Linked DNA regions of Homo sapiens: all the other regions are linked to region 3. A link is a loop called in an ENCODE intact Hi-C map of the cell type or tissue named here. Cell type or tissue: Calu3. All regions are shown on one strand.

What was found. Peaks named below come from ENCODE experiments on the same cell type or tissue, not always from the same donor. Only the 100,000 strongest peaks of a DNase experiment are listed, where the experiment ranks them.
Region 1: a loop joins it to region 3, with 3 times the contacts of the local background. A loop is called at or near these places in 8 of 110 quality-filtered maps.
Region 2: a loop joins it to region 3, with 25 times the contacts of the local background. A loop is called at or near these places in 7 of 110 quality-filtered maps.
Region 4: a loop joins it to region 3, with 3 times the contacts of the local background. A loop is called at or near these places in 2 of 110 quality-filtered maps.
Region 5: it touches region 3 in a loop (7-fold over the local background); 5 of 110 quality-filtered maps call a loop at or near these places.

The regions. Positions count from the first base shown.
Region 1 is chr2:104,033,099-104,038,098 of GRCh38, forward strand. All of the region lies in intron 1 of LINC01965 (long intergenic non-protein coding RNA 1965), which reads left to right. Among named protein-coding and RNA genes, the nearest start is that of LINC01965, 160 kb to the left of the region's middle. In Calu3, no CTCF peak of the experiment used is centred here; no DNase peak of the experiment used is centred here.
Region 2 is chr2:103,158,778-103,163,777 of GRCh38, forward strand. No RefSeq gene overlaps it. Among named protein-coding and RNA genes, the nearest start is that of LINC01935, 180 kb to the left of the region's middle. In Calu3, a CTCF peak has its summit at 2,846 (motif pointing right); a DNase peak (open chromatin) is centred at 2,854.
Region 3 is chr2:104,410,258-104,415,257 of GRCh38, forward strand. LINC01831 (long intergenic non-protein coding RNA 1831) reads right to left here and starts at 3,774. Exons shown (of 2, transcript NR_135589.1): 1 at 3,702-3,774; 2 at 1,895-2,412. LOC124908058 (a long non-coding RNA gene) reads left to right here. Exons shown (of 2, transcript XR_007088675.1): 2 at 924-1,455. RefSeq lists an enhancer at 4,633-5,000. In Calu3, no CTCF peak of the experiment used is centred here; a DNase peak (open chromatin) is centred at 2,344.
Region 4 is chr2:104,941,735-104,946,734 of GRCh38, forward strand. It overlaps MRPS9-AS2 (MRPS9 antisense RNA 2), which reads right to left. Exons shown (of 3, transcript NR_110603.1): 2 at 3,270-3,343. Among named protein-coding and RNA genes, the nearest start is that of DALIR, 37 kb to the left of the region's middle. In Calu3, a CTCF peak has its summit at 2,966; a DNase peak (open chromatin) is centred at 2,937.
Region 5 is chr2:103,956,508-103,961,507 of GRCh38, forward strand. The region is part of intron 1 of LINC01965 (long intergenic non-protein coding RNA 1965); the gene reads left to right. Among named protein-coding and RNA genes, the nearest start is that of LINC01965, 85 kb to the left of the region's middle. In Calu3, a CTCF peak has its summit at 2,873 (motif pointing right); a DNase peak (open chromatin) is centred at 2,874.

The DNA.
Region 1 (5,000 bases), 380 kb before region 3:
AAGGTTGCATATAAAAATTCAATTTATTACTAGATAATCAATGGTTTTGGCCAGCTAATATCTGCATCAACATATAGGACTGAGTATATGTCTTCTTAGTGTTCCAGATAAGCCATTGTGCAAATTGTGTACGTGATAACATAATGAAAACTATTGACTCAAATACACTTCACTATTCTAGCATATATAAATGTGGGATATATCTTGAGTATCTTTCATGTTATAACTATGATATTACTCTTTCACATAAAATTTTGTTTATAGATTATTGCCTTAACAATTCTCATCTAAGACTAAGTCTAATTTATAAAAAAATCTAGTTTCATTTTGTGTGTACATGTGTATATGTATTTGTAAACATATATATGAGCGTATGTATTTTTACGAGTTGCCCTTCTGAAAGGTCTCCAACCTTTGCAAATTACTTTTTACTCTACCTAGACACGCTCCATGTTGCACAACCAGCAGGGGGAGGTAAGATTTAAGGAAATAGCAAAATGAACTTCACAGAAGCAACTATAGAAGGCAAATAAACAAACAAACAAAGGAAGAGAGACTTGTCAAGGAGCAGAATGGAGGGTTTCTAATGCACTTGGGATAGGTTTAGTGTCTTAGATATGGTGTTGGCTATCAGAATTTTGATAAACATTTGCCAATGTACTTTAGAGGTCCAGGTTTTAAGTACTGTAGACATGAATTCTAGTTATTGAAAACCTTTGTGATGTTTTTCAACATGCAAACTGTAGCTGAATTTATATACGTGGATCTGTGAGTCAACTGACATAATACAAAAGTATAGCATTCATATAAATATTCCCATAAGCTTCGAAAAAACATCAGTCTTATTTTTAAAATTTCACAGAACTGCGTTTTCCCACTTAACTACTTGTATGCAGCAATTCATAAAAGAAAACTACATGAGTAACTGAAGGATTCTAATTTTTTCAATATTTTTGTTAAAAGCATCATTGAAATTATGTTTCTGTATTTGTATACAAATGACTCAAATAAATGTGGATAAGTTAGATGCAATGTGTGTTACTGAAAGAGAGTTACGTTTCCTTGAAAATGATCAAGTTTAGGATTTGGAGTAAATAATATGATTTTTATATTTACAAACCACATTTTGATAAACTTCAATTTAGCCAGGATAAATGTTAACTCTTGCTGGGTGCTGCGGTGGTATGCACTTGTAATTTTAGCAACTCAAGAAGCTGAGGTGGGAGGAATGATCGAGGCCAGAAGTTCAAGGCTGCAGCGAATTATGATTGTGTGTGTGAATAACCACTATACTCCAGCTTGGGCAACATAGTCAGACTCCCTCTCTTAAAAAAAGAAAAAATAGTTAGCTTTCCTGGTATTTACAACTTTGACAAGTACAGTGAATGTGTCTGCAGTTAATATGAAGAAGTAGATTTCTTACATAAAGATGCAGATTGATGAGAAAAATATATTGCATTACATTAAAATTGTTGCCAAGAAAAATAAAAAATTAAAACCATATCTTAAATTTGTTAAGTTGATTTCTTATTGGAAAACACTTTCACATATTTTATTTCATTCTATCATTAACTGTCTTTTAAGAAGAACTTATTATACCCATTTTTCGGAATGAAAAATATAGCATGTTCTTAATGACATTTTAAAATAAACCTTCGTTCCCCAAATTACATGGATTTTATTTCTCTTTTTTAAGATGTAATAATGAAGTAATTACTAAACTTACAGGACTTAAAAACTGAGCTTTTTCTATTGATAATTTTTCTAATGTAACTCAAAACAGTTAGCATGTGTAACTATACCCTTTCACATTTTAGTTGCCTCATTGCACATATTGAGACCCAAAAGTCAATTTTTCAAGGATTTCATTTCAGATCACCATGTTAAGCAAGAGTCAAATTTTGAAAAAACTGAATTAAGTTGAAAGCAATTAAAAAATCTGCGAATCCAGCTACACACACGTGTGTGTTCACAAGCACATACCACTGATGCCCCGAGGCAACTTTATTGTATTTGCCAATATCCCTTTTTTCTTTTTATGTAATTTTCAACTTTTAATTGAAATAAAACCATTATGTATATTTATGAGGTACAATGGGATGTTTTGATCTATGCATACATCGTAGAAAGAGTTGATCAAGGTAATTAACATATCTATCACCAACTTATATTTTTGTGATGAAAATGTTAAGAATCTGTTCTAGCAATTTTGAAATATACAATACATTATTAATTATGGTCACCATGCAGTGCAGTAGATTACTAAAACTTATTCTTTCTATTTAACTGAAATGTTGTACCCTTTTCTTATCCTTTTCCTTCCTTCCCACCCCCGCCCAGCCTCTAGTAACCATCACCTTTCCACTCTCTGTTTCTATGAGATTGACTTTTTTAAGATGCTACATATAGGTGAGATCATATGGTCTTTGTCTTTTTGTGCCTGGCTTATTTCATTTAGCATAACGTCCTCCAGTTCCATCCACACTGTAATGAATGACAGAATTTCCTTCTTTTTAAAGTTTGTATAGTACTCCATTTTGAGTGTGTGTATATGCACACGCACACACACCATGTTTTCTCTATCTATTCATCCACTGATGAACAAAGCAAGATAGGTTGCTTACCTATCTTGGCTATTGTGAATAGTGCTGAAATGAACTTGGGAGTGCAGATATCTCTTCAACATACTAATTTCAATTCCTTTGGATATATACTCTGAAATGGGATTGCTGGATCATATGGTAGTTCTATTTTTAGTTTCCAATATTCCATTTTTTTCTCTCTCCAGCCAATGTATAATACCTGACTGTGATTTCAAAAGATTAATGAATAAAAAGAATGATTGGGGACCATGAAGTTCCAGGATTGAGGATTATTGTAGAAACAAGACCTATAGTTCACAGGTGTGCTGAGAAGACACTGGGCCCACCTCCCCCCGACAACTGGGCGTTTCTGTTTTGGACCCAGTGTTAAGTTCATGTAAGAGAAAAAAAAGAGACTGTGAAAGACTTTTGCTAAAATATCTAGTTCTTACTAAAATATTTAATTCCTTTAAGCTCCTGAATATTTTATCATATATAGATTAAACTGAGATTCATAGAATTTAATGTGGGGATTTGGGCTATTTTTGGACTTCAGATATGCTGATTTTGTTCCTCCACAATATCAATATACTTTCTTCTAAATTGGTGCAGAACAGTTGATTTTCTTTTATAATACTTCACCTGTCATGCCTTTCCAGAATCTCCCTTTACATTGAACAGATCACTACAACTCTCCATTAACCACTACAACCAATTTCTTATATGTGACAGAAAAACTTGGAGGGTTTTATGCCACAAACCCTCAATATTTGTGATTCTATGAATAGAACATTAATATGTAAGTATGGCCATATCCCATAGTCCTAAAATAATAGGACAAATGTTGAGCTGTGCTTTACTAGACCATTTAAGGGGGATATATGATGTTTTCACCAAACTGAGCAAAGCAATCTATTCAGCTCTGGCATTTAGAATATGAATTCAAAAGACTTTGAAAGTTGCTATACAAAATCCAGATTCAGAATGATGTACAGATAACCAGCCATTTAATAGAGAACATATCATTCCAGATGGCCAGAATTATTCCAGATGGCCAGAATTATGCTCCCATAATTCATAATCTGAGAAACCTCAATAGCTTGAAGCAACAAGCTAATTTTTCAGTCATGCTTGAGGTCTAACATGGATTGGTGTTAGAGAGGAAAGAAGAAAAGTGTTCTGCTCCATCAGGTCACTCAGGGACCCAAACTGATGGAGACTTACCATGTGATGATATTGACATTTCAAAACAGAAATCTGCTGAGGCAGTGGAAGTGAGAACAGGGAACTATGCTTTGCCTTTCAAATGTCTCATCCAGAAGTCACCTATGACATTTACATTACATATCATTGGCCAAAACTAGTTGCATGACTACTACATTCCACTTCCAAGAAGTAGAGGATTGTAACCTGCCATGTGCCTGGAGATAGAGAATACGACAGGTCGGCTAATGCCTAATATCTCCCTTAGAAACCAGTGGCAATCAAATGAGTGTTAATGTGATGGGAATTTTAGAAAGGAATACTTTATTTTTAAATGTTGACTATTTTTATAATCAATTTTAAAACAAAAAATTTAAATCTTCTTCAAGAAACATTTAAATAATTCACCAAGAACTTTAAAAAATCTTAACTGTTAAAGGAGTATTTAGTGTTCTTCCTTTTAATAGGCCCTTATTTCAATTCTGGTGTCACCTAAAATGTCCATCTGTGCACCATATTGTCACACATTGGCATGGCTGATCCTTAGTATTCCTATTTTTTTAAAAAATTAAATTTCCATTACATGGGACAAGTAGGGGCTTCCTGTACTTATATGATCCCTGAGTCATGTTAAATCTGGGTGTTATTTAATCTTTGAGTACTTTTGACAGATTTTGATCCTGATGTTGATGCTTCTAACTTGCCTCCTGCATCTGACACTTTGCTGGTCAGAAGTATGTCTGGATCTATCAGTATACAGTCCTCACTTTATGTGTAAAGGCTGATTTCTAGGGCATCTGTAAATAATGACTCACTCATCTTCCCAATAGAATAATTTGCCTACATTAACTGAGACAGAAAAGCATTTAAGCCACTGTTTATGACCATCGATATAGAATATGAAGGAAAAAAAAGAGATACAAGAAAAGGACAAAGACTAAACAAGGTTAAAAAAATAAAAACCTCACTGTATATTGTACTACAATCCAGAAACAGGGTGCGATAAAAAAGTCAAAACATGAACAGGGATAAAAAAGAAAGTTCTGAATTAGACATAGGTATTAATAGGATCCTGAGTCCTGTGCTTGGAATTCCAAACTCCAAAAGAAGTGTTTGTTTGTTTTATTTATTGTCTCTGTAAATTTGGCAACAAACTCATTATGTAGTAGAACCCAACCTGAACTGAAAAAAGAGCATTTTAATTTTCATTTAGCC
Region 2 (5,000 bases), 1.3 Mb before region 3:
GTATAGGGGAATAATCTCTTCTTTGTTCTATAAATGAAGAAGATTGGATTCCCTGCCTTAGGGGAAGGTAGAAGCTTTTTGGCTCACTGAAGCCTGAACTTTTTGTAAGAGCCCTTGATATATGGGGGTTCTGCAGAGAAGGGATCCATCCCCCTGGTAAGTGTAGTTCAAAGTGGGAAATTTATGTTCCCTGAAATGTTTAGAGAAAGTTCAGTGCTGATAACATGAACCCAAGACCTCCTCAGTGGGGGCCCTGAGCTTGGAAGCCCTTTTGCTCTTGACTCATGATAGCCTTGGGCTTGGGGGAGCTGAGCATCCAGTGGGTACCAACAGAATTCTGCCCTTGGATCCCAGCATAAGCCATTGCCACAGAACCGGCGGGGATGTGGGCCATGGCAGGCATCTACCCCACAATGCACAAGTACCCACCAGGCTCTACTAGGTCCCTGCCTAACAGTGACACCTTGTGACAGCAGAAGAGGCAGTGTAACTATTATCTCAGGGGCCAGAATAGTCAGCTATTAATAAACCGGAAATACTTTTTACCATGGACCTAATCTGGAGTTTAAAAACTTATTAGCAATGCCCCACATATGTTCCTTGCTAATAACAGTGTTGGCAGATGGGTTGATTTGATAGCAGGGAAACTTTCACATCCTCTCCCCTTAGATCAGTAGGTGTGGGGAGAGAGGCAGGTGGTCGTAAGACACCAAAAGCAACCCCACACATCCAAGCTCATAAATTACCCGTGGAGTGACGTTTACAACTCTTACTTAACGATTTTAAAATACAACTGGGTTAACTTAGGGAGTCATTGAATGTTAGTTAGGCTGATGAACTGAAAAGGCAGTGTGCATGTGTATGTGCCTGGGTGTGTGTATGTGTGTACGTGTGTATGTTCTACTGTAAGCCCTAGTGGAAACTCTGCTATGGTCCCACTTCACTAGATCATCCTGGCTCATTCAGTGGAGGGCATCAAATTCACAGGCTTAACTAGGAGAGACTGACTTTTGTGCCTTGTCTGTGCTTCAGAGCATCCACTGGACTCCAAGAAGCCTATGGTCAGCTGTAGCCCCCATACACACAAAAGAATTTTTCTTGCCCACTCTACCTAAAACCAATCTCTTTCAGTGTGACAGAGTCTTGAGAATCTGTCTGATTCTTTGGTGCTTCATTCTGAACTGGTCCTTTTGTGGAAGGTTGAAATGTCCTCAGTTGGAATGCTTCCTGTTCAGGTCACTATCACTGATGTCTGAGCCTGGGAAAAGTCAAAGGATGCTCAAGGAGTGAGGTTGTGTTGATTATTTCAAAGTAATTTTATAAAAATCAGGCCAAAAGATGGTAAACTACAGTTCTCTTTTACTTAAAGAACATCATATTGAGAATTCGTTAACAGTCAAACCAAGCAAAGTTTCTCCTACCTACGGTCAGTGCAGTATTTTGAGAAACAAGTGGAGAGTTATAAGAAAAAGTCACTGTGCTATTGATCTGTGCTAATGGCAACGCAGATGATGACAGCAGATGAATTTAAACGTCTGAGCTAAAGAATTGTGTACCTTTTGCCCTAAACATGGAGAAAATTTAAAATGCTCTAAGAATCCCCTTGTTCTAACCTTTCTTTCTCCACTTTTTAACATATGGAGCTTTCCTGCAATTTAAGCAACCACATTCCAGAACACTAGGTTTAGAGAAAAGATAGGCTAGAGTAGAAGCAAACTGACAATTTATACTTTTTTTCTGCCTTCTATATAAGTTAGTGCCTGTTAATTAACCGGTGTGAAAAATTCAACATTACAGGGTAGGGTTATTAAACATTTTTAGGACCAATACAGTGGCAACAGCCTCAATCAGTGTAATGTACCCTCCTACAAGTAGTGCTTAATTACAGGGATTAGCAAGCAATGACTCTTTTAGTTAGCTTTAATTTTTCCAGACATATTCCAGCCAAAAAGCCTGGCTCCTCCATTTCACTGGTGTGTATGATACCAATGCGGAATCCAGTGGCGAGAAAGCGACTAGAAGACAATCTATATAATTGGCTGAAATGACATCTCTGAGGAGCAGATGCTCTGTAATCTTGCAAATCAAATTAAAAGCAAAACAAACTATTTCCTTTTAGCTGTGACCGAATTCAAATGTCCTTTTGGTATTAAAGGAGCAAAACAGTCTTAATTGTTTATTGATTATTCAAATCATATAAGCCTTAGATATATTAGTGTGGTTTAACTGGTTGTTTTTTAGCACAGGGGTCAGGGCTTAATGGGAAAGCCGGGTGCCAAGAGCTAAGAATCTCTGCTGCGTGAGAATGAGTCTTGATGTGCCTTCTCTGTTTGGGACGACCTGGGATGTGGAGCGCAGAGGTGGCCCCTTCATTAACCTGCGGGTTGCAGGAGCATTATAAGTAGTTTTTCTAGCTGACTGAAAATGAGCCTTGAGACCTCTATACGGAAACTTCTGTTTGGTCTTCCTTGCTGTGGAGACACCTGCCAAAAGTGAGCTGGCAAAGGATAAGAAGCAGAGCGGGGTGGGGGGATCCTCAAAGATGATCCGTTGCTACCCAAATGAGTTTTTGGTCAAAGTCTTTGAGCACAGTGCAAGAATGAAAAATAGAGTGGGAGGAATATTTTTCAGCTATTTTGCAATCTAATAATGTCAGCTTTCAGGATTGAGGAGAAGGAAAATATGGAGGGCAATGGAAAGGATTTAAGAATATTCTGAGATTAAAATGTTATCTTTAAATATTGTACTTCAACTGCACAGCGACCAAGGACTTTCATGCTGCCTGCCAAGGGTGACTAAATCTCAGTTTCCTTGTAGTAGAAAGTAATTAGCTGTTCCCTGCCACCACTAGGTGGAGATGTAGGTTTACACAGAGCTGACTCCCTGGCTAAAAATGGCCTGTGATGGCTGAAAAATCCTTAAGGAAAATTTTAAATGTTCAAGATTGATCAATTACGAACCATGTTGGTCACAAATTCACACTAATCTTTAAGGGTCCATCCCCTTAGATTTTAAAAAATCCTACATCACACAACAGCAGCAAAAATCCTTCAGTGTGCAGTTGTAAAGTTGTCCTTGTGAATTAGAATTATTATTTTTTAAGCCATAAGCTCTGATGTTTAAGACTCTGAGAGAATAATCACGCCATGTTATAAATTGTCTGCTGCCAATACACACATATTTTCCTTTATTCTCACACCAGCTGCTAGCTCATGCTATCAGTGGTCAGGAACAAACAAACAAAAACCACCCCTAAAAAAAACAGCACAGAGCTTCCTTTCCAACTTCACCCATGGAAGTGTGCCAGGAACTGGCAGGAGTTGGGAATTGTGTGTTCGAGTTTAAGGGGTTGTTTCTAAATGTAGTACTTTTTGAGAATCTCATTACCTCACATCTTGATGTGTGAAGTATGATTCACAGCGCAGTTTGCTAAAGGCTAGTTAGCTCTTGTCTCAGCGGTCTTAGGTGTCTAATATCGTATTAATCAAACCTTAGTGAAATGAAGCATTTCAGTTTGTTTTGGCTAAGCCTCTTCTCTCTACTGAGTTGACCCCTTTTCTTTTATGTAAACTTTTCTATACCCATTGGTGGATGGCATGGGCTATCAGATGGCTTCCAGAATAGACAATGGATACCAACCGTTTTCTAGAAAGGCAGAGAGTCATTTATTATTCCTCCTTTCACACTTTGTCTCCCAGATGAAAATGCTTCTGAAGTTCATTTAATCATTCAGTCACATTTTCTCTCCCCCCCCATTCTCTTGGTCTCTTTCATAGAAAGAATACCTCATAGATTTCATCTAAGTTGCCCATGTAACCCTACTCTTCAGAGGGGCTATTCCACCTGCCAGGATCCCATTTAAAGACCCAATTTTCTCATGAAGAAAAGGGACTCTCCATTTATGTCTGGGAAAGTTCAAACAGCAATATAGTCATTGCTTCATTGCAATTACGCAAGTCAAAATCTCTTCCAAAATGAGTATCAAACTTGAAAAATGGTGAATTTTGATAATAAAGCCATCATGGCCAAAATACATTAAAATTCTTATTAAATATTTTCTCCTTAAAATTTCAAAATGCTAAAATTTTTATTACTGTGCAGATTAATCTATGAAGAAAGGCAGAAGTCATTTTTAGTGCCCCATATTTACCAGTTTAAAAAAAGAAGGAACAAACAATTAAACATTTAAAAACCAAAATTTATATCTAAAATATTGCTTTCCATTTTGCCATTAATTTGTGTCTATAATAAGGTAGTATTAAGGTAACCTTCAATTTGTTTCTTTTATGTACACACCCACAATTAGGACCATACAAAATCAGATAATTTGTTCACAACGAGCACTATGTAAAGGGAAGCCCCATTTTTTAATTTCAATGATAGACTTTTTAAAAAATCATATTTTATGTCAGTAGATGTCACATTTATTAGATATTTTCTGATTCTAGGGGAAGGGGACTAGGTGTGGAGCACATCCTTCCTTGAATAGACATTAAATGCAGGCACGTTATGAGCAGAGCATTGCACGAAGGTTGAGGAGGATGCAGGGCTGACCAGCCCTGTTCTAGACCTACAGGAGTCTCATAGGCTAATCACAGGGTTCATGCATTTTAGGAACACCAACATCAGCATGCTACAAATATTATCTGTAAAATGGCTATTCTCTCTTTAGCAAAAGGAGCCTTAGAGTGTCTGGTAGAAATGTGAAATCTTTTATCCACAGGAAAAAATAAAACTTACCTTTATTAATAAGATACAACTTGTGTGTGTGCTTAATATGTGCTAGAGACTATACTGATTTAATCCTACAAAAGCCCAATGAGATGGGTACAATTATTGTTCTCATTTTGCAGAAGAAATTGAGTAACATAGAGGTGATGGAAGGTGCCAAAGAAGACACAGCTAATGAGTAGCGAGGCTACAATTCATACCTAGGTAATCGGACGGCAACATCAAGGATCTTACACGTTTTGCTGTCAAATACGAGTTCGTATTTGCTT
Region 3 (5,000 bases):
ACCACAGATCTGAACAGGTCAGTCCTCCAGGCACCAAGGGCCAGATTTACGTCTATCTCTTGCAGTGACAGTTGGTTCCTACTGGCCTCAAATGTGCAAGCAATTAGACAGCTGTATGTATAATTGGTTTGACATGCTCCGTTTTTTCTTCCAGAGAGAAAAACTTCCTTTAAAAATTTCAAGGATGAATTTTTGATGATATAGATAGCTTTTTGAAATATGATATTTTATCATTTATTTGGATCTAATGGAGATCCAAATAAAAGTGTGATATTTTGAGAAAGTATTAGATGTGTATGGCATCAGATGGTTGGCTTGATCCTTGAATAGAGAACTAGGCTGTTGGAGCCCAGGTCATGAATACCCATATCAAAATCTGCCTGTTTGTTTCAGTCTGTTCTAAAACCTAATGACAACCTAGTACTTAGTATTGTTGGAAAAAAGAATCGTTGATGGGAGGATAGGCAGGGCTAGGTAAGAGAAAAATAAAAAGATTAGTATAAGCCTGTATCTAGAAAACAACTCAAAGCAAATGACCTACCGAAGCCCAACCAGTAGTATCATTTTCACCTACAAACAAGAACTCTTGGAACTTTCTCTTTGTTATTTGGAAAGAAAAACAAAAGTACTAATAATCAAACTCAAGGTTGGATAGCTTTAAGAGTAAGGAAAAAAAGAAATTACTCATGAAGTTAGAACACTGAAGAAATAGAAGTGAGATGGATCACCACAGGAAAATCCTGAATGAAGCAAATGTTTTCTTGAGTACAAGGATGTATAATTTTAGGAAAGATTGAGCTATTTGCCATCTTGCTTATGTATATGTTGTTGGATTTACTTATTATGGATTTTACCACTTTAGTGTCATGGTTAGTGTTAAAGTACGTGGGGTGTGTGTCTAATTGATGTCATGCCTATCCCAGGAAGTCACTAAGGAGCAGCCCTGTCACAACAGCCTCCAAAGGACAGAGAGTGAACCACAGAGGAAATTCGAATGCATGTACAGTGGGTTCCATTACCAGGGAGCCTGAGCTTGGGACAAGAGGAGCTCATCACCACCAGAAAATACTACCAACATGCCCAAGAGTTTGTTTCCCATACTTTTAAAGAAAAAGAAAAATGGATGGTTCTGAAATCACCTGGGTTTGTTTTATTACATTATATCTTCTGGCAAGATCAGTGATGGCAGATGTGATTCAGCAATAGAAGCATGGCTGTACTGGTAGGTTTTTAAAATAAATTCAAGGGCTGTACTTTCTGACTGGCTACCTCCCTGTGGTTTGGCTTTTTAATGGAGTTCAATAGGCTTCATGTTTCTTATTATGATTTCCTTTAAAATCTCTGTATACGATAATGTTTGTGCTACTGGATATTGTTCTAGTTTTATTTAAATGCCACATCTTCAACACAGTATAGTAAAGATGTGCTAATTAAACTCAATCTATTTTACATCAATTAATTCAGACTGTGATCTCTCATCAGATTGCATATGTTAAGTAGGACTTAGGGCTGGTCAACAGATGTAAACTATTCAGAAATGTGGTGAGAAACCAACTCCAATGACAATTCCTGAGCCAGATTTTTTTTTTTACTTGTTCAGATGCTAAAGGATTGTATTTCAGTTCAGCTACATATTGGACATCAGAGAAGGCTACATTTTATGGCTCCCTTGAGTATATGTCAGTTGTAGTTATTTTAATTATTTCTAACATTTAGTTCTCCTGAAATGGCCACCCTTACTTTGATGCTTGCATTGATGAAGGCCATGATCACTGAGCAGCACGGTGCTAAACTGAATGAGAATAGCACAAGGTGACTTTATATACATTACACACATCCCTTCCTTCCAGGAAGCGGTCCGCCTCCCCACCAAAAACACAAGAAAAGCACCACCAAATTTGACTTTTTAATAGACAGTTTCTGCAAAAAAAGCTACACAAAACAGTAAGCATTAAAATTATTAATAGCCCTGTTTCTGTGTTCTTGGGAGACAGTGACAGAGTTTACATGCTAGCGAATCTTGCATACGCAAAGGTCAGGCACTCCATGCCTCAAAAGACAAATCCACGAAAATATGAAGACCACCATATGTAAGACCCAGCATTCCCATCACATCTCTCTAGTGTGAATGTGGGGAAGTTTATTGGTAGAGTGAAGTTTAGAGTTTCACACAGAATTAAGAGGTTTCTTTGAAAAGTCTATATGGTTATGTTCCTAGTGACAGAAAGAGTGATGTCTGAGAGTGAAAAGGCTATGCAAATTACAACTATTCCAAATCAAAGTTGAAGTCCAAAGATCTCTGGCCAATCAAAGGGTTCGTTTCTGCCCCCTGGTGGATGGAGAGGCATTTCCACACGCCCATTATGTTAGTTGTAAAACAGGGACTTCAATGGGTTTTCTGAGAGTAGGTTTCTGAAAAAGACAAACAGTGATGTGGTCAGATTTAACCAATTTTCTTTTAGTGAATGCTTTGTAACAAAGTAAAAACTTAATATGGGCAATTCTGTGCTTCCTCTGTCCTTTAGCATGTGACATGACATTTTTATTGGGGCAAGTGGCTCTGTGTATTATGGTCTTGTGTTACTCTCCACCATGTGTTTCTCTCCATATCAATTTCTTTTCCTTTCTCATCTGCTCATATCCAAAATAGAAGCTAAAAAGAGAAAGGAGACTTCCATCTCCCATTATTTTCTTCCTTGCATTTTTTTTTTCTGGCATCCGTTCTCCTAAGTTTCACTCCTTTTCCTTACCTTTTCCTCCCTGATGTCCATGGTGGTATTTGCTATGCTATGCTTTCAACAGGTGGATGATTTTATAGGACTAGCAACTTACAGTTTTCATTTATTTTCCAGGTCAAATAAAGCAAAAACAATATGAGAACAAATTAATAAATGCATGATAGTATGGCATCCAGAGCGATTTCATGTAGATTTTGCCACCCTTATAGAAGTATTTTTGAGTGTGATAAGCTCTGAAATTTTATAAAATTCTTGCCAAAGGTAAAAATAATATGTAGTGATGACATTCCCTTTTCACAAATGCACATATTGTAGAACCTGTGCCTAGCCACAGGATCTCACAATCTTTTGGGATTGGCAATTCACACAGTGCAAAATCCCATTTGCAACATAGCTTTCCCCAATCCCATGGGATTCATTGTGAGAGCATTTTAATATAATAGTTTTCTTACAGTTGAGAACTCTGGAAAGATAGCCCCTAGTCTAAGACAGAGGAACATTCAGCAGTTGTGATAATGAATTGATAGCATAAAAAAATAGTTTACCTTTTACATTTTTATCCTGCATGTGCATTTCTTACCTACTTTTCTCTACATTTTTGTGATTTCTTCTATTAGAAGGGCACAGGAGCACAGACTTTGGATTGCTACCGCATTCATCTATTTCTTTTAAAGACAAGAACTGGAATCATACTCCTTTAAGAATAATAGGTGTGCCCCTACCCACATCCTAGGAAATCCACTTCACTTCTTCCAACTTGTAATAAAACAACGATTTATGAATATTGTCTCCTTTTTCGGTAGACACCTCTTTTCCCTGCTAAGGGTTGCTTGAAGACAGATCAATGTTCCAATTTAATTAAAGTGAACCCCCAAGGCCCAGCCCCAGCTTTTTTTTTTTTCATTTTTATTTTCAGAAGTATCGAGTTCACAAGAAAGTGATTCTTTCAAAAATGGTACGTACGTTTCCAGGAAGAAATACCAGACGGAGTTCCGTATGCTTGCCTTCCACAGAGAGCTCACACTTCAAAATGTCCAGTGATCTCCGAAAACTGAGCAGACCAAGAGTGTCAGCTTAATTATTGACTAAATATCGATGACAATACTAACATTGACATGTGGACAGGAGGAGTAAGAGATGTGAAAAATACAAAGATGACACAGAAGCCTCGTTGACCCAGAACTAGACCCTTTCCCAACTGTGAACACCAGGCTGGAAAATCATAGATCATTCTTAGAGCAGTCATCACTTTTAAAGACAAAGTTTTGATATAAAGGAGAAAGAATCTCTGCTCTCTATGTTTAGTGGTTATTCAGGGGTTTTGACGTGAACTCTTTCAAGAGAGCCTCCCTTTTGTAATCACCAGGATTTGTGGTTTGCACAAATCTTTTCAAATCTTGTCATCGTCACACATACTTACACATTTAGATCTTTACACAGCTGTAAGTCATAAACAAAAACAACAGAACTTTTTTTTGGGGGGGGGAATAGTTCAAATTAGAGCACACTTCAAATGAAAACAATCAAATGCAAATGAAAAAGTTTAGTTCATGTATAAGAAAAAAGGTGAAGCCAACCAGGTGTGTTTTGCCTGGTTCTTTTTTGTATAAACAGATCGTTTTTTTTTGTATAAACAGATAACTGACTTTTAAACCCGCAGACCACAACATTTTAATTCAGTCATTGTCATTTGGAAAAAAAAAAAAAAGGATGAGGAAAAAGCCACAGACAAATTAGGACCAAAAGTAACCAATTAGGACAAAAAAAAGTAACCAAATTTAGCAATTTAAAAAATTGGCTTTTTTTTGGTAGATGAATTATCCTCATCCGTGATATACATTTAAGAATGAAACTTACATTAGCCCCTTAAAGTGGTCCTGCGACTTTAATTATTCACAAAGTACACAAATTTAATGAGTTTTTAAATATTAAAACTCTTCTCTATTGTCACTACGGTGAGCTCTTAATTTACAGAGCAATTAAGTCAGGACCCTCATTTATCAGGACATGTGCGTTTGTTGAAAATGTAGTCAGTTTTTATTCATTGATGCTATGGAAATACTGAGGTGAAATTAATGTGTGCCTTCAGAGGTCGTGCCGGTGGTGGTGGGGAGGTAGCAAGGAGCAATACGTGAGATAAATAAGTAACTGCTATTCCCCGATTTCTCTAGAGATTGCTGAAATATTAAGTGGCACAATGGTTATCGTTCTCAGCCAAAATGCTTGCAAGAAAATGCCCCCTGAGTTGTTCTCTGGCAAACA
Region 4 (5,000 bases), 530 kb after region 3:
TCACTCACTCAATGCTCGCCGTGTCCTGCTCACTCCTGTCCAGCCTGGCCTTTTTCATACAATCCACGGGGAATTGGCGCTAGTAGGTAGTAGGTAATTTGGAAGATTAGATTAAATAATTTGGAATATACCCATGGATATACATGAGCCCTAAAAAAGGGAAAAGGTGTGGCCCCATGATGAAAGAGTGGAAATCAAGCTTAACTCTTGGGTAATCAGCGTATGTGTAGGGCAAGTGTATTCTATTCAAGATTTACCCACAAGAGGCAAAAATACTGTGTCAGAAGTTAGCAGATAAAACAGGAATATGAAGAAAATGGCACAACTTTTTTTTCTACCTTTTTGTGATCCTCCCTCCTCATGGTTTGAAATATTTTGTGCTAGTTGTCAAGTGTGGGCCTTATAGGCTGATGGGACAGGGGTCCTCACCTCAGTTTTCTCATCTGAAAAATGGGGATTTCAACGTCAGAAGGTTGCTTTGATGATTATCTGAATTAATATATGTAAATCTCTTGGTAGAATACACGGAATTTACCAAGTTGTAAGTTGATGTCAGCCATTATTATTGAGTTAGGAGAGCTATGTTTTTTGTTATGTTTTGTTTTTGTTTTTGTTTTTGTTTTTTGAGACAGAGTCTCACTCTGTTGGCCAGGCTAGAGTGCAGTGGCATGATCGTGGCTCACTACAACCTCTGTCTCCTAGGCTCAAGCAATTCTCCTGCCCCAGCCTCCTGAGTAGCTGGGATTACAGGCATGCACCACCACACCTGGCTAATTTTTGTATTTTTAGTAGAGATGGTCTTGAACTCCTGACCTGAGGTAATCCTCCCACCTCAGCCTCCCAAAGTGTTGGGATTACAGGTGTGAGCCACCGCGCCTGGCCTAGGAGAGCTATGTTTAACCAAAGAGCTAGTGACTAATAATACATAACTAGTATTACCATACTGAAATTTTTTGCCTCTATATGCATTTGCTAGGGCTGCCATGACAAAGTGCCACAGGCTGAGTGGCTTAAACAACAGAGATTTATTTCCTCACAATTCTGGAGGCTCCGAGTCAGAGATCAAGGTGTGGGCAGGGTTGATTTCCTCTGAGGCCCCTCTCCTTGGCTTGTAGATGCCACCTTCTCCCTATGTCCTCACATGGTCTTCCCTCTGTGCATGTCTGTGCCCTAATCTCTTTTTATGAGGACAACAGTCACATTGGATTAGGGCCCACCCGGATGACAAGCTTTAACCTTAGCTTGTTAAAGACTGTATCCCCAAATATCATCACATTCTGAAGTACTGGGGTTTAGGACTTCAACAAGGGAATTTGGTGAAATACAATTCAGCTTATAACAGCCTCCACATCAGTAGAAGTACGGCTTCCATCAAGAGTTTTAAAATAACAGAAGTTCAGATTTGTATACATGGGTATATAAATGAAAGGGATCAACCTGGAGGACATTATTAAGTGAAATAAGCCAGGCACAGAAAGACAAATATTGCACGATCTCAGTCATAAGTGGAATCTTAAAAAGATGCCTTAATAGAAATAGAGAGTAGAATAGTGGTTATCAGAGCCTGGAGAGGGGAGGGGTAAGGGGAAACAAAAGAGGTTGATCAATAGATACAGAGTTGTAGTTAGGAAGGAAGAATAAATTCCAGTGTTCTATTACATAGTATGGTGACTATAGCAGATAGCAATGTTCTGTGTATTTCAAGATGGCTAGAAGAGAACATTTTGAATGTTATCGCTACAAAAAAAAAATGATAAATGTTTAAAGTGATGAATATGGTAATTACCCTGACTTAGTCATTTATACAATGTATATACATGCATTGAAACATCACACTGTATCCCATAAATATGTTCACTTATTATGTCAATTATACATAAAATGGAATTAATTTAAAAAGAAAAACAAATGGGGAAACAGGCTCTATCCAGACCCTTGAATACTTTCACTGAGATGAAGCTGCATGCTCTGTGACTGTTCCCCAGTACAGAATAGACACTCACAGTCTGTAGACAAGTTAAAATCAAGCAGAGGTGAGGGCTATTATAACACCAGTGGAATTGATCAGTGTAATACATTTGTTGACTCAACTCACGAAGCTTGGATAACATAAACCAACAGAAATCTGCTTGAACCTGGGATCATCCAGGCCAGAGAGGAGGCTGACGAGTTGCCTTGGTCCTTGGGTGACTTGACCTAGCACTGAACTCTGTGACCTATCAATCCATGAAAAGACAGAAGGAAATGTTTCACACACGCAGTTCCACACCGTGCCTCCATGAGCTCAGTGACAGACAGATTCGCCCTTTCCCACTGCCTTCCCTGGGAATCTTCTGTTAAATAGCTAGTCCATAGCTGCTTTTTCGCACCATGGCTATGTCACCCCTGCCCTTGTGCCAGAGCAGATTGAGTTAAATATTTAACTAATTTCTATTTTAAAATGTGTTAACTCAATAAGTTTAGATGCATATTCATGATCCTTTCAAATATTTTCTCTTTTGGGCTTCTTCAGACTCTCATTTTGGGATTTGCTAAATATGTCAGCCCAAGGAAGGTATTTGAGAAGCATATTTTCATTAGATATTGGTCACCACGTCGCTTGAGCATGAAGCTTTCAAAGAAAATTAAAGTGAAAGGAAAAAAAAGGTCTAGTATTGGTTATTAACTCCACCTCAGGGTGACTTCTCTTCAGGGGCAATTAAATAGCAGCTCTGGGCTGCTAAGTTTAGTGGCTTTACTTGTAGGTGGCACACTTTTCTTCAAGGACAACCGCCAGTCAGATCTGCTTTGATTTTTACCTGATGACACTGAGGCTGCCTCTGCAAAACCAGATTTTGTTTGAAATTGTAGATGTGACCACATCTATGTGCTCTGACCTTTCTTCTTTAAGAACCAAGTTTTGCATTACCAGGTAAATGCCCTTTCAGTGGAATTTTCATGGAACACTGGGGACATCCTGTGGTCAGCTTGGTTTAAGGCAGCCAGTCTTTTCAGCAACAATCTCAGGGAATAAAGAAATAAATGTCCCACATGAATCCTAGTTTATTTTGCAAGAACAAGAAGATAAAAGAAAAGAAAAGAGAAAAGAAATACACTCTTGTTCTTAATAATTTTTGCAATATAAACCTCTTTTTTTTTGAGCAACACAGTTTTTCAGTGAACGTGGATGGAGCAATTATTTTTGTCAAGGACAGATATTTTCCGGACACAAAATACAGCTTCAGCAGAATAGAGGAAGCATGACATCAGGCGTTGCTCCGCGATCATACCTGGTTCTTACCATCTGCTATTGTAAGTTCCATGTGCCTTGGCTCAACTTCTGGTCCTCGCAGGAGACAGCCTTCTGCAAAAAAGCACACAGCATGGCTTAAAGGGAAAATAGTGGGTATTTTGGCAGTTTTACACCACAGATAGTGTACCAGTGACACTAAATTGAAGTCATTTAGTTGTAAATGTGATATTACATTTGATGGTTTCCACTGGCAAAGCACTGAGCTGCCCACGTTAAACAGAGGCAAAGAAATGGAACTTGGAGAGCAAAGCCAGTCACCAGAGTAGCAGACCAAAGGGGCTTGTAAAAGCGTTTGTCGAGTCATTTAGAATCATAACTCAGCTCAACACACATGGTACCAGGAACAGCCAGCTCAGTTTCAGCAGTGGAAAGCAGGCAATGGAGTTTATGTTGTTCTTCTGTTTATTAAAGACGGATGGGAGCACTCGACAGAAAAATCAAACTTCTGGTCATGGCTCATTAATCCCTGTTGTATCTGTCAGGGGTATGTGTTTGGAGTTCCAACAAGCCTCTAGAAGGAAGATCACTGCTGAGCTTTGGTATTTTCTCTAATTTTGAATGGAAAGAGACGCCAATCACCTAGAAGGAGAAATAGAATACGAGGTTATTTTTAACTCACCTACTTTAGTGGTCATTAAACATAAATGAGTTGGTTTAAGACAAAAATGATTATGGTTAATAATTTTATTGCCAATTTTTGTCATAGGGCTTTCTTTAGGAGAAGCAGTAAGGTAAAGACAAATGTGGAATAAAGCCAGATATTATGGCTGTTCTAGGAAAAGCTCAGCTTTTGGAGATAGATCTTTGGGTGAACCTGTGCAGACTCTTTGTGTGTGCCTGTGGTCATTGAAGTGCAGCTTCTATCAAATTGTCTCCTGCCTCCTAAGCTGGAGATGGAGATAAGACCCTGGTCTACCCAGACTGTTTACAACAACCCAGAAGACAGGAGCAGCGCTATTCTGATCCCTGTGTTGGAAACAATGGTCCTTTGTGAGACGATGTATGTTTCAAAGCCTCCACTCTGTGCTGGCTGCACCAGCACAGCTGATCAAGACTACAGGACCAGGAGAAATGCGGGTTTTCCTGCTGACTCAGGGCTTGGGCTCTCAGATCCACATTTCTGAATCTCCCAAAGCCTCAGGTTTCTTGTGTGTAAAAGGTGCATCATGACACTCATTTAGCACACACCTCAGAGGATTTCTTAAGGATTAAATGAGGTAATGCACATAAGTAACTTAAACACAGTACGTGGCCCATAGGTGGAAGCACTTGTAAATGTTGTTCTTGGGGTTGCTATTAGTACTATCATCATCTCCATCATCAGAGACAGCGTTGTTTGCTCTAGGTTGTGATCCTCCACACAATAGCCTCAATCCGCTTGTCAGGACTATGTGGGAGGGACAAGGAGAGGTTGGAGAAGGGTCCTATCGGCTCAGCTTGGCCCACTGGTTGGGGCAATGATTGAATTAATACTTTTGGACTCCATTCTGGGCTACGTGCTGTGAATGATACAGTGAAGTTTTAAATGTCGTTTCTGCACTCAATAAAATTTAATCCATGTTAGTGGGTACAGGAAATTATCTGCGCAGGCAATCTTAGGTCAATAGCTTTCAAGTAAAGTAGGTGGAACCCCTAAAGGGAGACCAGTGCTGAGTGGATTGAGAATTCAGGAGTAAGCGGGGAATCAAACTAAGCACCTGCTACACAT
Region 5 (5,000 bases), 450 kb before region 3:
AACTTCCTTGCCACTCAAATGTAATAAACACATCCTTCCCTACATTCTTTCTCACCTTCAGGATCCCATTACTTCATTCCATTATCCTTCACTGAGTCTGACACCAGGTGTCAACCTATTCGCCTTTATAAGATCTCGTAGCCTGATTCTATTTGGCCCAGTGTAACACTTTTAAAAGCGCAATTCTATTTCTGGTTGTATAATTATTTCATTCACATATATCTTCCCCTCTAAATTGTAACCTCCACGTGAACAATGACTTTGTTGTTCATCGGTACATCTCCAGTTACAAGTGCCATTACCTGACACTAAATAAGTATTAGTTGAACAAATAAATTTGAGACAAAAGTGGGATACCAAAGTGCATAACACATTTAATCATGTTTCCTGATAAACTCTCAAGCTAAAGTTGAGGACCTATTGTTTACTTCTGAAAAGGCTCAATCTACTACCAAAAAGGATAAAGTGGCCACTCTCTATATTGCTTTGGGTTAGACAACTTTGAATTAAGGTGTGACAAGAGATGATCTAGCTAATTCATTAATTTTCCCAAATGTATGCTTTTATGATACCTGGAACATTTCCTCTCTGATATTATTTAAAAAAGTGATAGAAAAATTTCACAGTGCAATTTTATTGCGCAGATGGAGAAAGTGAGGAAGAATGAGTTAATTAAAATATTTTACCCTTAAAAATGAATCCAATATAGTGGTATTTACAATCAGCTTCTGTTGATAAATGATAATAGAAAGAAATAATGTAGTTTACCTGAATCTGTACATAATACAAATTACTTTTTCTTGTTTGAAATTTAGGATAATTGTTTCAAAATTTTAGAAAATCCTATTTTGTTTTGCTAAAGAAAATATTAAAATCCGTTTGTTTCTTGTTTGTACATCAATTACTAATAGTCTACTACTATGAGAAGGCATATTGGATGTTAAAGAAATCCTACAATGAAAAATCCACTGAAATAACTGTCATATATAATGCCTTACAGAAATACAAAATTCTTCTTGTATCAGAAAAGAACAATAGAGTATAGTCTGGATTCTGAGCTTTAGGCAGATCACCCAGTTCCCTGAGCCACTGTTTCCTCATCTTTATTCCAGGATTGTATGAGCCATTGGGTTGAGGTAATAAAAACCCACCAAACCAGAATAAAATAAGGCAAAATGACTATTCTACTGCATGTGTTAGAAAGGAAATTATCATCACTCAGATTTCTCATTGATTTTACATAAAAAGAAGAAAAAGTCTATTGTGACAGATCATGTACATCTTTCCATATCTGATTTATTTTATTTCCCCCAAGCTTCAACTCCACACATTCACTCAGATCTAATGCAATCCCCAAGGAACTACCTTATTTCAGTCTCTACTGAGATCAGATCAGCCCCTGCAGGACCCCTTTCAGTGAAACAGAAGATAAGTGTACTTGATTTTCCCCTAGTTAGCTGCATATAGACAATTGAAGATTTAGTATTAGGATTCTGATTAACTTGGAGACAAAAAATTTTACCTTATTTGTATATTTGCATATTGTTGAAAAAACACTTGATTCTATCAATTTATTGGTAATCAACACCAATACCATTTTTTAATTTAAAAACTTTTAAATATTCTTTAAGAAAAATCACTCTATACATTTTAAACAACAATGATAAGAATGATACCCATGTGGGTAAGAGTGAGTTTCTCTTCATTTCCTTAAACATTAACTTAAACTAATTCTCAAAAAAGCCTGTCCTTTAAAAAGAGAGAAACTAAGCTGTTCAGAATAGGTAAGTCATACGTGCATTTACATCTTCCCTTTACCAAAGAATTCAATGAATAGTGTGGAATGGTAAATCCTAACAATTATAGGTAAGACTTGGTCCACATTAGTCATTCCTCATAATACATTAAGAAACTTCAGTACATTTAGCCATGATTTATATCCAGAATTGAACCTTAATATTTCTTTGATTATAAACTAGATCAATGCACTTCTCAATAGCAAAGTTTATTTGTATGTTACATTGGATGTAGCAAAATTCTTTAACTTATATTTTAACCATTTAAAACTCAAACCCATAGTATTAATATTTTTATAGAAAAACAAGAAGGCATATGCTTTTGATTTCAGTATTATGCTCAATACAGTTTCTTTCAGATAAGTTCCTGAACACATTTGGGGTTATTTGGGGTTAGAAGCTGTTGTAAGGGGATGAGGGTAAGCTGATGTATTTTTAAGGTGCAGTGGTGTGGCAAAGGGCTTCACAACTAGGTTTATTTGTGACACCATTGTTTCTGACATCTGGGTGAGACGTCATTAGTGTTGTCGGCGCTGTTGTTGCCGTGGCTGCTGCTGTTTTTGCTGGTATTCCTATAGACGGGCCACTGTGCTGACCATGCACTGAGTCCTATGGAAGGAAGTCCAGGATTATTTTGGGACAGCCCTTCAAGGTGCAAATGGAGTGGCCCCTCATCTTCCTTATTCTAGCTACATGGACTTTCAATTCCATCCTGGTAGCGGCGGCCAGAGGAGGCGGGGGGAATGCCCTACTACATGTTGTTTATGATTTTGTTGCATTAGTTGGTTTCTTTTATTAAACCAGATACAAGTTGTGACATGCTGTTAATTCAATCATTAATAACTAGCTCAAATTGCAATTCTATGTCAGCAGGTTGGTGTTGATTAAGATGTAGCCGTCGCTAGCATATTGTTTTAAATGCTTGATAAATTTTATTTTCTGCAATGATGACTGGGTTGGCTTATTTTTTTTCCCCCTTTTCTCTCTAAGCCAAAAGAATTACACAAATGTCCCTCTGTGGGTCCTCTGAAGATCTCGGCATTCCCTGTGCTGCAAGGCGGGCTGGTAACCACTAGAGGGGAGGAGACAGCCGGATTTATTGAAGGCCTCACCACAGAAACTGATGGTGGGGAAGCTGTCAGAGGACGAGATGCCAAGCAAAAGGGTTTAAGTATATTATAAAGGTCCCCAAAAATGGAAAAAAAAATAGGCTTCTTAAAGTATGCAAGAAATTTGCTTCTAATAAATTTGAAATGACTGGGAAGGTAGTTAGAATGCTAGAATGTGGTTACCTGTTAACCCGTAGTCTTAAGCATTAGCAAGATGATCTATGAAATCAGAGTTAACCCTTATGAAAATAAATGGCTCTCTCCTTAGGCCTATAGCTAATGCACATACAAGTTAGGAAAAGTAGCTATAGGGGAAGGATGAGGGAGGGAATCAAAGATGATTTGGCTGTTCAGGGTAAAGTGGAAACTCAGCGTATAGCTCATTTTCTAAAGTATTCTAACACCTGCCCCCTCTTCCCATCACTTTAAATCCCTTCACTCCATTGCTAAAAGGGGAATAGAGAAAGAGACATCACAGATAGTAAAATATTGATATAGTAAACAAAGAGAGAGGGGGCAGAGGAGAGAAACTTTATTTAACCTTCCTGATCATTCCAAAGTACAATATCCTAATGCGGGTAACTTAAATAAAAAATAGTCATCCAGGATTTATGAGGTAGCATATATACCATGTGAGCATTATTTTTGTTGATTTTTAAAATCCAACTTGACCTTTTTAATCTTTCATTTAAAAAAATAAAATATACTTAATATTAGTATTGTTAAAGCACTATAATGTAGAACTAGAGGTTGTTCTATGTACTCTCCTGAGTGTAATTGCACTAAGATCATTCAGTTTCCATTTGGAAAGCCAGTGGCAATTACTGGAATACAATGTATCATGCATTTGCTCACTGGATATAAAATGTATATACTAATTCGCAATAAAATGTAACAGCTGTCAGTGCATTTTCTGCTCTGTTACTTCAATAAATTGGAACTCTGACTAGAAAATGGGAATATTGCATTTTTACACACTCTGTAATGTGTTTGCTTTTTGCAAATACAATTTATTTTTTTCATGGCAAAAATTGTGGTTTGTTATTACTGCTAGTGGATAAATATTCCTATATCAGAATGAATTACATATGGTATCTGTAAAGAAGTAGTAATATTTTCTGCTTTTTATTGTAGCCTGTCTCCAGTAAACAAAATACACTTAACCTACTTCTGTCACACACTGAGTGTGTGCGTGTTGTTTTATCTTTTTTTTTCCTTTTTTTTTTTCTTCATTGTAATGTGTGTGTGTGTTGGGGATAGGGAAAGAAAGTAAAAGTTTATTTTTTACTGTACATTCTCAGGTGTCTGAGTTGATCGTTAACATTTATTTCCAGATATTATCAATTTCCTTCAGAGCTTATTTTTGTTGAAGTTTCAAATCTCTTCTTTCATACATTTGCTAATCAGATTTCTTTAGAATCGGAAGCAGTGTCTCTGAGTTTTATTTAAAATAAAATGCCTGCACATTTCTGTAATTTTGTTACTTGAGGTCAGACTTTTCACAGATAATTAGCCTTTTACACACTGTGAAATCAACCTGCATTGGTTATTTGGCTAGACTCTTTGCTTCTGTTCTTATTTCCCAGAAGGTTAACGTGCTGAAAATCTAGCTTCAAGCTCATAGTACTGTCTCTTTGTGTTGCTAATTATCCCGTTGCATAATTATTAATATCAGGAGCAGGAAGAGGAAACAAGCACACCAAATAGTCGTGAATGCTGGTGTTCTGGCAGGAAGCAAGCCCTGCATTAATAAAATGTGCCTGTGCCAATATCACAGGAGATAGGAGCGTTCCTTGTTAAGGATCATTTATTAACTGAGATCATCTTTTAGTTCGCCTTGGGGTAATGACTAATGTCAATGGCAAATTTCACAGTTGTCTAGAGAAATGAATTAAATTTGTAATAAAAAGCCCTTCGGCTTGTTGTACATGTTCATTTATTGGAGTAGTTGAACTAGGAGAACTGTAAGGCAACCAAGAACATCGGCTTAATTTTCCTTACATATAATAGTGACCTTTAGCTCCATATTGAAAAAGTTACCTATTATGGACTGGTAAATTAAATGAGAAGTTCCTCTAATGCAAAATAAACTAGA